Linked DNA regions of Homo sapiens: region 2 is linked to region 1. Evidence: chromatin contacts called from ENCODE Hi-C or POLR2A ChIA-PET data. All regions are on one chromosome and are shown on one strand. The core of a region is the stretch at or near the end of the contact, and the rest is flanking DNA. Distances in the headings are between cores, read along the strand shown. Region 1 overlaps THADA (THADA armadillo repeat containing). Region 2 overlaps THADA (THADA armadillo repeat containing).

What was found. Hi-C counts contacts between places; a loop is a spot of excess contacts on that map. ChIA-PET counts read pairs that join two places held with the same protein, here RNA polymerase II (POLR2A). Pooled maps may share reads with other maps.
Region 2: a map of aorta shows a loop between it and region 1 (2.7-fold over the local background). The contact joins two enhancer-like sites. A Hi-C loop is called at or near these places in 3 of 168 maps with a recorded cell type or tissue (aorta, ascending aorta and breast epithelium), 4 of 37 single-sample maps with no recorded cell type and 6 of 50 pooled maps. POLR2A ChIA-PET finds 5 or more read pairs at or near these places in 7 of 52 experiments (A673, AG04449, AG04450 and 4 more).

The regions. Positions count from the first base shown.
Region 1 is chr2:43,386,332-43,389,454 of GRCh38, reverse strand. All of the region lies in intron 29 of THADA (THADA armadillo repeat containing), which reads left to right. Among named protein-coding and RNA genes, the nearest start is that of LINC01126, 160 kb to the right of the region's middle. Within about 2 kb of position 1,479, at least 3 of the 41 ENCODE cell types and tissues checked have a DNase peak (open chromatin) inside an H3K27ac peak, as active enhancers do.
Region 2 is chr2:43,312,106-43,315,228 of GRCh38, reverse strand. The region is part of intron 31 of THADA (THADA armadillo repeat containing); the gene reads left to right. Among named protein-coding and RNA genes, the nearest start is that of LINC01126, 86 kb to the right of the region's middle. Within about 2 kb of position 1,653, at least 8 of the 41 ENCODE cell types and tissues checked have a DNase peak (open chromatin) inside an H3K27ac peak, as active enhancers do.

The sequences.
Region 1 (3,123 bases), core at 230-2,729:
GAGACTAGGGTATCGCTATGGTGCATAGGCTGGCCTTGAGCTCCTAGGCTCAAGTGGTCCCCCTGCCTCAGCCTCCAGAGTAGATGGGACTACAGGTGTACCTGGCTTTTAGCTATTATTTTACATTTGATATGTAATGTACATAATGTATTAATAGAATAATATATAATTTCTAAGTTAATAAGTACACAAAAGCTGGGAGCATGTGCTCAGAAAGGTCCTTTCAGGTAGTAGGTAAGAGTGGACTCTGGAGCCAGCTTGTCTCCCTCTGGATCCTAGCTCTGCTGCTTACTAGCTGTGTTATTTTGGGTGAGTTACTTAATTTCTGTGCCTCCACTTCTTCTGTAAATGGGAAAATAAAATGACCTCATAGGGTGGCTGCGAAGATTAAATGAGTTAATATGCGGGAAGTGGGTAGCAAGGTCTCTGGTATATAGTAAATGCTCAGTAAATGTTAGTTGCTATTATTAATACTTGCTGCTACTGCCACCACCACTGCTACGGGCGGGGGGTGAGGGGGTTATGATTAAAAATGTAAGAATCACTGGTGTAGATGGTGAGTAAAAGACCTTGAGCTAAAGAAAAATGTGTTTAAAAAAATTAATGTTGTACATTGAAATAATACTGTAAAACATGAGGATTCCTATTGATGTGTGAGTGCATGAGACAAATAAGTCCATTTTCAGCAATTTTGACTTTATGTGTTATCATATTTCACAGAGAGGTTCCTCCGGTCAGTCACTGTGTTCTCTGCCTTCCTGTAGATCATGTTAAAGATTATAAGAGCTGAGATTAGCTCAAATTTTTAAGGGCAGAGTTCTTGCCTATCAGGTTGTTATTCCTTGCACCTGTTTTGTTTTGAATTACATCCTCTCCCTCAGATCCCACTGGAAACTTGAGGAATCAGTGTCTCACACTGTCTGAGACAAAGGACTCTTTTATCATGGGAAGGGAGAAATTTGAAGTTCATAAAGTGAAAGGAGATACAGGATCCTCCTAGATAGATTAATCTAGCACATTCCAAGTTTTTTTTTCATCTTGGAAGATATGCTTTCCATCCCCTGCGAGCCATTCCACTCTTACTGTCTGAGACTTCATATGACTGACGATAATTCTGAATATACTTTAAAAATTATGCAACACAACAAAACATCTCACCGTGGGTACACTGTCAGGCTTTTGTCATTTCCTAGAATCCCTGTAAAATATCTGATGGTATGTGGTCCCATAATGTGAAGGGATTTGTTTGGTGGTTCCCAACCAATAAAAATAGTATTATTTGTTGTTATTTGTTTTTAGTATATGCAAATGGAATAGGCCAAAAGTAAGACCTTTGTTTTTATTGGGATAGCATATTTGAGATTGCACGTTTATGTACTTGTGCTATAGCTCTTAGATATATTTATGGCACCCAACGTATTTGAGTTACTAAGGACACAGCTGACCATTTAAAAGCACTGTGGTTGAGTATAGCCAATTTGGCAGCCACCCCAGATGCCTGAAGTAAAATTGACACACAGGCTTAAAGGAAAGTTTAAATAAGTAATAAAACTCTTTTCCTATTTTAGACCATATTGTTGTTCATGACATTCTTGCATTTCTCTGTATTGCTACCCACTTCACCCTTTGCTTTTGTGGCAGGGCTTCTCAGCCTCGGCACTCTTGACATTCTTTGTTGTGGGTGTGTGCGTTGTGCAATGTGGTGTGTTTGGTAGCACCCCTCCTTCATTTGTGACAACAACAACCAAAAATGTCTCTAGACATTTCCCTATGTCCCCTAGGGAGGCAGGGGGCGGAGGCGGGGGCAAAATTGCCCCTAGTTGAGAACCTTTGTTCCATGGTACCTATGGATTTTCCCCATCATCCTGTGGGACAAGGTGTGATACAGCTCTTAAATACCAGCAACCACCAAAGAAACCATTCCTGACCCGGGCAGAAGTTGTGGCTCAGCATACTACAGTGAGCTGTGCATAGGCATTAATGAAAAGGTAGGGGGATACAAAACTCAGACTGGAGTCACTAAGGAGGCACTTTCCTTCCTCTCTTTCTGTCTTTCTACTGGAAAAGTGTTATGAACATATAAGCCAGCTCACTTTTAAAATCCTAGCTTCTTATAGCTTGCTTCATGTCCTTGTTCCAACCTGCCTCTCATCCACTTTCATAATGTATAGTTGAAACTGAATTCTGCCCTCCTCAGAGTCAGAGAGCATAACATTCTAGTTTCTGTTTACCTAAGGAAGCTTCGGAAAATGACACATAATTAAAATTTTCTCACTTCTTTACTTGAAACACTGATGAATTGCTAGGTACAGTTGCTGTCTGTTTCATTGATCCTCTCTTGGGTGGGGGACAAGAGGCTGTGTGAATGAATCTTCTCTAAAAACAGAGGTTCTACTGAAAACTTAACCCAGAACATAAAAATGTTTTCTTTGAGTTAAGCATAAAGCTTTGTCCATATTCCCAGATTCAGACCTCAGAAAGGAAACTCGTGGATAAATCTAACGGGTACTGAACATACATGACGGAGATAGTAATTATGCTTTTTTTTTTTTTTTTTGAGAGGAAATCTCACTCTGTAGCCCAGGCGAGAGTGCAGTGGCATGCTCTCGGCTCACTGCAACCTCTGCCTCCCGGGTTCAAGCAAATTCTCCTGCCTCAGCCTCCCGAGTAGCTGGAATTACAGGCACGCGCCACTGGCACCTGGCTAATTTTTTGTATGTTTTAGTAGAGATGGGGTTTCACCATGTTGGCCAGGCTGGTCTTGAACCCCCAACCTCAGGTAATCTACCCGTCTCAGCCTCCTAAAGTGCTAGGATTACAGGCGTGAGCCACTGTGCCCAGCCCGTAATTATGTTAATATTATTTTTTAAAGGACCTTAAATATTATACATGCCTCATATATGTAAATGTCTAGAAAGTCAGTAGTAAATCTGTCACTTGACTCTCAAAGTAGTATGATGCATACAAATAAGACCTTTAAAAGCATATCCTTATTATTGCTTTTAGAAATTGTCAAATAATTCTTATACATGTTTTTCTTTGTCTATTTGGGGAAAAAAAGGAAAACTACATCTATTATATTAAAATGAAGGCTCTCTGTTTTGGACAAAGGCATATGTTTGA
Region 2 (3,123 bases), core at 404-2,903, 74 kb after region 1:
ATATACATATGTTTAAATTAAATGTATTTAAATATGAATCTTGAAAGGGATTGATTATTCCAAAGGAAATGAAGTAATAACAATTTCAGGGAAACTTTTTTGGATGGAGGAGCATCTGCTCATCCCCTCTCCAGTCCTATTCTGTAAATGGCCTTGGAAGGCTGTTCCTACCTCTGACATGTCTTAGAACCACGTTGAAGGGCTAGGGGCATAAACAAGGAGAAAAACAGTGAAGGAGAAAGGCAGAGAAGATTATTAGAAAAGCTTAAGATAATGATGTGTTTTATGTAATTCAAACTTTTATCATAGTGCTTCCCAATCATTTGAGGTTTCCTCAGCCATTAACTAGGTTTTAAAATTTTCAAATCTGGGGGTTTTGTTTTGAGTTTTAAACCCACAAGGACTCTCTGTCCCCTGTGTTCTTTTTCCTCTTCTGAATCCAGCTGTCATCGTTAGTATATATCAGTTTCCTGCTGGAATGGAAAGAAAATTATAGTGTCCAGTTGTAGTTGAGGGAACAAGAAAGAAAAAGCCGAACTGCCACAAGGACTCAGAGGGCTGGGTCTCAGGCTGGGCAGCGACATGGAGACGAGAGCTTTAATTCTTATATTAAACCCATCTTAAATTATTTGCTCTCAGGTTGGAAATTTTCCATTGAAATTTCTGTTTACAGAAATACTATCTAAGACTTGACTAAATATTTACCCCTTTGACAGATGGACTTTCTGTTTCTCTTATGCCCACACCCCTTAAAATTGTGTCTGTCACAGCTACTGAATTGAACATTTTCTTTTACCAAGTATTTAAACAAATACCTACCTGCACTTTCAGACTTTCATTTTAAGCTCTCTTGTTGGGTTTTATGAGCGGGTTTTTCCTTTCCTAGTCTCCATTTTATAAATTTTATGCAACTTGGTTCTTTTATAATTATGTGTATGTGTAATATATTGAAATATGACTCATGAAGAGGATTGATTAATCCTAAAGAAATGACATAGCAATCATAGATAGGAATATTTTAGGCTGATAAGGATTTGTCCATCCATACCCTTCATATAAATGATCTCAGAAGGCTGTTTTCCTACCCCTGAAATATGGATAGGATGCCCATTATACCCTCATTTTTAGGAAACATTGTTTTCAATCTCATCCTCCTTGTTTGTAGGGGGCTATAATAATAGTGGCCAACATTTATTGAGCATCTATCTCTATGCCAAGCACTGCCAAGCATTTTATGTGCATTAATGAAGAAAGTACTAATGTTCCTTCATGAGACCACAGAAACTGAGGCATAGCGAGAAGTGCCTAACATCCCATGTGTGCTAAGGTGGCAGATCCTGAGCTCTCCAGCTGCCCTCACTGTGGCCTCACGGCACAACCAGGGCCAGAGTCAGGAAACATCAGTCACTCGCTTAGGGAAGGGAGTCCGAGAACCCTCTTCGTGGACTCAACTTCCCAGGCTTCTGTCCCTGCTGCAGAATGCCCAGGCCACAGAGAAGGGACCCCCTTTTCAGGAGCTTCCACGTCACAGGCTTTTATGGGGCCTTTCTTGCTTGTGTTTCTGTTTCCCATCCTGAGGGTGTGTGGAATAATACGAGAGCCTACCCAGGACTGGAGCGTGTTATTAGAAAGAGCACGCTTGACTGCTCCCGGGCAGCCACCTGCCCTTTTTCCCTTGGAAAGTGGACCTATGGCCACTGCACAAAACACTTCCTAATACCAGGCTGCTGGTGACTACATTTTGTGGTTTCTTTGTTAGTTGATATTTATAGTTCAGATCTCATCACTCTGCCAAGTGCAATAAACATTTTGTTTTAACTGGAATATAACTTTTATTATTGTTATTATTTTTCTTTTAAATGTCTTAAAAGTGACCAGCTTGTGCAAGTGGAGTCAGAAACCCTAAATAGTCTAAATGCCAAGTCAGTGCGCTCTGTAGATCAGTGTACGATTAGAAGACAGGCTCTCATTTATTACTGCTTGTATTTATATAATGGAAGTTAGGTAACATAAGCCCCTCTGCAGGCCAGCTTAGATGTTGATGATGCTTAAATGGTAAAATCTGTGAGAAATGTTCAACAATGCCCTGTATTTGTACTGCCTAAAACATGAATAATACATATGTGACATGAATAAATAGGTCAGTGATTTTTATGACATATTAATTTCCTTTACCTAAGTTCCTGGGAAATATAGCTGAACAGTTACAGAGAATGAAAACAAACACTGGCATCTTACAAACACCTGCTTTGATTATTTAGTCTAATTAGGTTAAATTTAACTATTTCCATTTTAACAAATTGAAAACAATTCTTATCTGTTCCTCGGTCATGCACTTTATCAGTGTTGGATGCAGATGTGTTTAATATGACACAGTTGGTGCTGTTTTCTCAGCTCTGGGTGGGAAATAAAAAGGAATTGAGAACATATTTTTAGAGTCTTCTGGGGACTTTGTATTTCTGGGCCTATAGCTATGAAATTTTAAGGAGGAGGAAAAAAAAAAAAAAAAAACAGGCTTTGTTGTCAATAAATTAGTTGGTTTTCCCCAAAACACTGGAACTGTCATCTGAACTGCTGCTTGTGCCAAAATTATCTTTCCCAGGGAACAGTGAGCTTCTAAAATAACAGATGTTTCCTAGCTGTCTTTCAGAAGTCAGAATAATATAGGGTATGTTATTAGATTGCTAGGTTAACGTGGTGTTTACTCTGTTAATTCCAAACCTTGCGCTGAGTACAGAGGCCCACAATTCTTTAGAAATTTAGTTTAGAGATCATAGCAATTTAAGTGACTTACCCAAGGTTACACAGCTGGTTAGTGAAAAGGGTGAGCTTTCCTGACTCCTTATTCACCGTCCATTTCTGTGACCAAAGTTAAAGGCCTCATATAATGTGAGAGTTGTGTCTGTGGCAGAACCGTGTCATGAAACCTTCTACCCACATTTTCATCCCAGGAGTGAAATACCGTTCTAGTCAACAACTAGGGTCTCAGAACATCTGTGATTTCTTTTTTTTTTTTTTTTGCAGCTTTGTCACCCAGGCTGGAGTGCAGTGGCACAGTCATGGCTCGCTGCAGCCTCAACCTCATGGGCCCAAGTGATCCTCCTGCCTCAGCCTCCTGAGTAG